Regions from separate parts of the Homo sapiens genome. Here region 1 is linked to region 2. The links are chromatin loops, found by intact Hi-C in ENCODE. Cell type or tissue: spleen. All regions are shown on one strand. Region 1 overlaps MIR4713HG (MIR4713 host gene). Region 2 overlaps AP4E1 (adaptor related protein complex 4 subunit epsilon 1).

What was found. Peaks named below come from ENCODE experiments on the same cell type or tissue, not always from the same donor. Only the 100,000 strongest peaks of a DNase experiment are listed, where the experiment ranks them.
Region 1: a loop joins it to region 2, with 5 times the contacts of the local background. A loop is called at or near these places in 9 of 110 quality-filtered maps.

The regions. Positions count from the first base shown.
Region 1 is chr15:51,191,456-51,193,955 of GRCh38, forward strand. All of the region lies in intron 1 of MIR4713HG (MIR4713 host gene), which reads left to right. Among named protein-coding and RNA genes, the nearest start is that of MIR4713, 49 kb to the right of the region's middle. In spleen, CTCF peaks have their summits at 1,442 (motif pointing left) and 1,654; a DNase peak (open chromatin) is centred at 1,406; H3K4me3 peaks cover 618 bases; H3K27ac peaks cover 1,350 bases; H3K27me3 peaks cover 1,638 bases.
Region 2 is chr15:50,914,061-50,916,560 of GRCh38, forward strand. It overlaps AP4E1 (adaptor related protein complex 4 subunit epsilon 1), which reads left to right. Exons shown (of 21, transcript NM_007347.5): 3 at 1,388-1,511. Among named protein-coding and RNA genes, the nearest start is that of AP4E1, 6.6 kb to the left of the region's middle. In spleen, no CTCF peak of the experiment used is centred here; no DNase peak of the experiment used is centred here.

The DNA.
Region 1 (2,500 bases), 280 kb after region 2:
TGGCCGGTGAACCTGGACACTCAGCTGTCCAGCCAGCTGACGCTGTGACTTTCTCCCTTCAGACACTCAGTTGTGTTTTTCCACTCCGGAAACAGTGATTTCTACCCCCTGCCCTTCTCTGTCTCTTGATGGGAAATCTATCGCTAGTTGGCCTCGCTGTCCCTTGCTCTGCTCCTGAAATGGATACTAAAAGCAACTTATTTCTGAACCTGTGCTTTTCAGCTCACACTTCCACATCGTCCCTTTCTTTTGTCCCTTTCTTTTCTTCTCTGCCCGCATGATGGGCTGGCCCTTGGCAAGGTCTTTACTTTCACTGTGTTTTCTTTCTTTCCCCAGAGTCTCCGATCCTGTCTTTCTCAGAGGTGTTTTCATTGTTGCTGTTTCTCCTCCGTCTCTCATCCCCTCAGGCCTCGTTAGTCACTTCCTTACCTGTAAATATTTTTTTTTTTTTTTTTTTTTTTTTTTTGCCGGTGGTTGGGGGGGAGGTGGGGGAGGGGGGTTAGTGGACTTCCTTTCCCCAAAGTGCTCCGCTCTGACTCCCATCAGTAAGGCAGCAAGCCCAGACCCGTTAGTGGCCTTCCTTTCCCCAAAGTGCTCCGCTCTGACTCCCATCAGTAAGGCAGCAAGCCCAGACCCCGGCATGGAGCAGGTCAGGCAAGAGATGTATGCAGTGACTTAATAAATAAAATAGAATGGAATACGAGAACCAACAGAAAAGAAGCATGTAGAGCCGCTGGTCCTGAGGATCAAAAGAGCAGCAAAGATAGGCCTTCAGCTTTGGTGCTGAGCTTCCTCATAACAGGGGCAATCAAAGAAATAAGAGATTACAGTGTTGATAATAGATAAATGATAGAAAATAATTGTAACATTTTTGAAGGAGCGTCTTATTAATTTTTCTGTCTTCTAAACGCTTGTTTGGGTCAGGGCCTTAAGCATAGTAGATGCTCAATAAATACTTGTTTAAAGGATGAGTTAAAAGTAAAATCACGTATTATTGCTGGCTAATATGTATTGAGTACTTACTACATAGCAGGAAATTTCTAATTTGTTTCACCCAACAACCCCAGTAGGTGGGCACTATGGTTCTCCGCTTTTTCAAATGTGGAAACCACAGAGTAACTTCCCCAAGGTCACAGCTCTTCAGCGACCAGGTTATGATGTAAACTCAAGTGCCCGGATTGGAGCCAGCCACTAGGGAATCTGAAATGATGGAGCAAATGAGCATTTAGGGGTATTTTCATTTTACCAGACAGTAATACCAACCTGACTGGCTTTTTACTGCTGGCCCCTGGCAGGCAGCCCAGTTCAGTGAGCAGCCCTGCTAGAAACCAAGGCAGGCAGGCTCCCCTCTACCGGGAGCTGCCCGGCTTCAAAGCCGGTAAACCTTTTCCCTATCTGCCCCCTGCTGGCGGATGTGAGCATAGCAGGGCTCTCTCCCGACTCCTTGCAAGAGCACCCTGGAAAAGAGAGCGAGGCTGAGTGAAACCCCGGCTGCTGCTTGGGCTTCCGTAATTGTAGGGGAGTGGTGAATTGCCATAACCCCAAACTGGGACCTGGGCTCTGACATATAGGAATGTCTTAGGATGGGCTGGTTAAAATTGGTTGCTCTCCTGGCAAAGCTAGTTTGTGTAGTCACTGGATGTGGGGTGGAAACAGTGGGGCTTGGGGGAGGACGGTGGGGAATTAGAGATCATCTTTAAAAGCATTGGAACACCATTCAGGGGGCTCTGGGTTCTTGTCCAAGGGTCACCTACTCCAGCGGCAGGTATCCTGTCTGAAGCTGTGTCCTAATTTGTAAAAGGAGGCATTAGACTACATGACGTCTAATGGTCCTTCGATCTGAAATCTCTACCTGTAAGCTCTTTAAAGATTCCTCTAAGCAGGTCTCCTCGCTGGATCTCACATTCTCTCCCCAAAGGTCTTCCCCAGTGCCCATACCACATCTCCAGCCCTGCTCACCTGCATCCCCCTGTGGCCAGACAACTTGCTAACTCCAGCTGCCCACCCTGACCCCCAACCTGAGCCAGCTTTGTATGAGGTCCCCAGGCCCTGTTCACTAAGAATGGGAATCTTATGGTTCAGAAAGAAACTAGCCTGTGCTTCTTGGTCTTGAGGCCAGTTTGCCTCTCACTTCCTGACAAGTCCAAACCCAGGACAGCTGAGACAGCGAGAGCTATCAAGAAATGAGGGGAAGGGAGCTGCCGGCACTTTCTGTTGAGCAAATGGCTGAAGTTCCCAGAAAAGCTGGAGCGGAGGAACTCTGGGGAGGCACATAAAGTTGTTGTGGTCCAGGAATGGATGCCTGAGGAGCCCAGAAATTCCCAAGGGAAATGTTGTAGGGGTCGGAGTTCCTGTGCCAGCAGGGGTGGGAGGTACAGCCAGCCGTACGTGACTATTGCTATTAATGTGACCTCATGTTCAACCCTGGTGTTTTCTAAAGAAACAAGACTTTCCAGAGAATTTTTGTATTTATTTTGGGGCACCCATATATACACATATA
Region 2 (2,500 bases):
CTGCCCTCCTTGGCCTCCCAAAGTGCTGGGATTACAGGAGTGAGTCACTGTGCCCAGCTAGTGTTTTGTAGTCTTAATTAATGTGTTAATGAATTAACTTTTACTGCTTTAAGCACAAGTGACCTGAGTTAAATCTCATTCCCTTAAGATTTTCCTATGGTTTCTCTTTAAATTCTTTATATTTACATTAAACATTATTATCCTTGCTTTCAAATATTCAATTTTACTGTTTCCTGAGCATTTTGTTATTTAATAATCCTGTAATATGCTAACCCTAGTTAATTTTGACATATTAAAATAGTCTATGTGGACGGGTGTGGTGGCTCACACCTGTAATCCCGGCAATTTGTGGGGCTGAGGTGGGTGGATCATTTGAGGTCAAGAGTTTGAGACCAGCCTGGCCAACATGGTGAAACCCCATCTCTACTAAATATACAAAAATTAGATGGGCGTGGTGGCGTGCACCTGTGGTCCTGGCTACTAGAGAGGCTGAAGCATGAGAATCGCTTGAACGTGGTAGGTGGAGGCTGCGATGAGCCAAGATCTTGCCACTGTACTCCAGCCTGGGTGACAGAGCGAGACTCTGTCTCAAAAAAAAAAAAAAAAAAAAAGTCTGTGAGCTTTTAGTTATTTTGAAACACATTTTATTTATATATTTTACTTCTGATTAAGATTTTCCATAAATATTGAGAATGCAAATATCTTAGTGATAAAACAAATTTTTTAGCATCCCTTAAAAATTTTTGGCTTGCATTGAAGATATTAAAAGACCCCATTAGAAAACTAAATATTATTACAATAGCTATGCCATTAATGAAATCATGCCCCTCAGTTTATAATTGTGAGTTATTAAAAAAGAGTGCCTATAAAGCAAACTATTCCATATTGTACTTAGCACAATAATTCTGAAGAAAATCTAGGTGCAATTTGGTTTTCCAATGTGAAAAATATTTTTGTTACAGGAATTATTACCAACTTGTGGGAATTTTATGGATGTTTTCATTTGACAAAGTCTACTAAAATTATGTGCTGTATTTTAGAAGCCAAGTAAAATGACCATGATGAAATCTTGTGTGAAGACCCCATGTATCACATTATAACCAAATTTTTCACTAGGGACACATAGAAACAGCTACAGTTGATTTATTTTATAGTAGTGCTACTAACAAAATAGTGAAATAATTTTACTAAAAGTAATACTGTTGGTAAGTAAGATCAGGAGCAATTTTTATTTATAAAGTCTGATATTGGGTGATTAATTTGTAATATATATGTTATTTCTTCAGCACCAGGATTAAAGGATTCTCCTTTTAAATTATGAGAACATAGTTAAAACAATCTAAATATTCTGTTTATTTATACAGCTACTGGATATTTTGCTTTTCAGAAAATGATGAAGGAATGTATGGTGAGACTTATATATTGTGAAATGCTTGGATATGATGCTTCCTTTGGCTATATTCATGCAATCAAGTTAGCCCAACAAGGAAACCTCTTAGAAAAAAGAGTAGGTATGTATGTGTTTTAAGACTTTGATGCTTTCATGTTGTCCTTGAAGTTGCATCTATTATACAAAATGAATGATGGCATGTATATAGTATGTTTTTAGAATACTGTATTATAATTTCTAAAACTTTAAAAGATCACACTTCAGAAAGTCAAAGCCATTTATAGGAAATCAGTTTTCCTGATGCATAGCATTTTGGAGTTAAAGAGAAGACTAAAGATTTCTTGCTCTTGTGATGGCGGTTAGATGACTATATATGTCAGAACTCATTGAACCATACACTTAAATATTTTTTGTATATAAATTATATGTCTATAAAGCTGACTTTTTTGTATATAAATTATATGTCTATAAAGAGCTCTTTTTTTTGTTGTTGTTGAGACAGAGTCTCTCTGTGTTGCCCAGGCTAGAGTGCAGTGGCGGGATCTCTGCTCACTGCAACCTCTGCCTCCAGGTTCAAGTGATCCTCCTATCTCAGCCCCCTGAGTAGCTGGGACTAAGCTGTGTGCCACCATGCCTGGCTAATTTTTGTGTTTTGTTTTTGTAGAGATGGGGTTTCACTATGTTGCATAGGCTGGTCTTGAACTCCTGGGCTCAAGTGATCCACACGCCTTGGCCTCCCAAAGCGCTGGGATTACAGGTGTGAACCACTGCGCCTGGTCAATAGAGCTGATATTAAGAAGTCTGTTTAACCTTATTAGTTTAATGGTCAGAAATGCTTCTTTATAGAATAAAACTGAAATTTATTAAAGTAATTTTAAATATCTTGTTCTTAGCTTCTCAAATGTTAGCTATGAGGATTAGCAGTGTCTTAAAAAAATTTTCTCTCTATAGTCAACCTTTAGGGCTGTTAGGAAAAATTCTTTTAAGCAATTAAATATTCTATTCATAAATGTTCAACTTTATATCAGAATCTCAAGAAGGAAGTATTTTAGAATAGTAAAGGTTAGAACACGTTCTTTATTCAGAGAAGTTGATAATGTCATGTCGTTA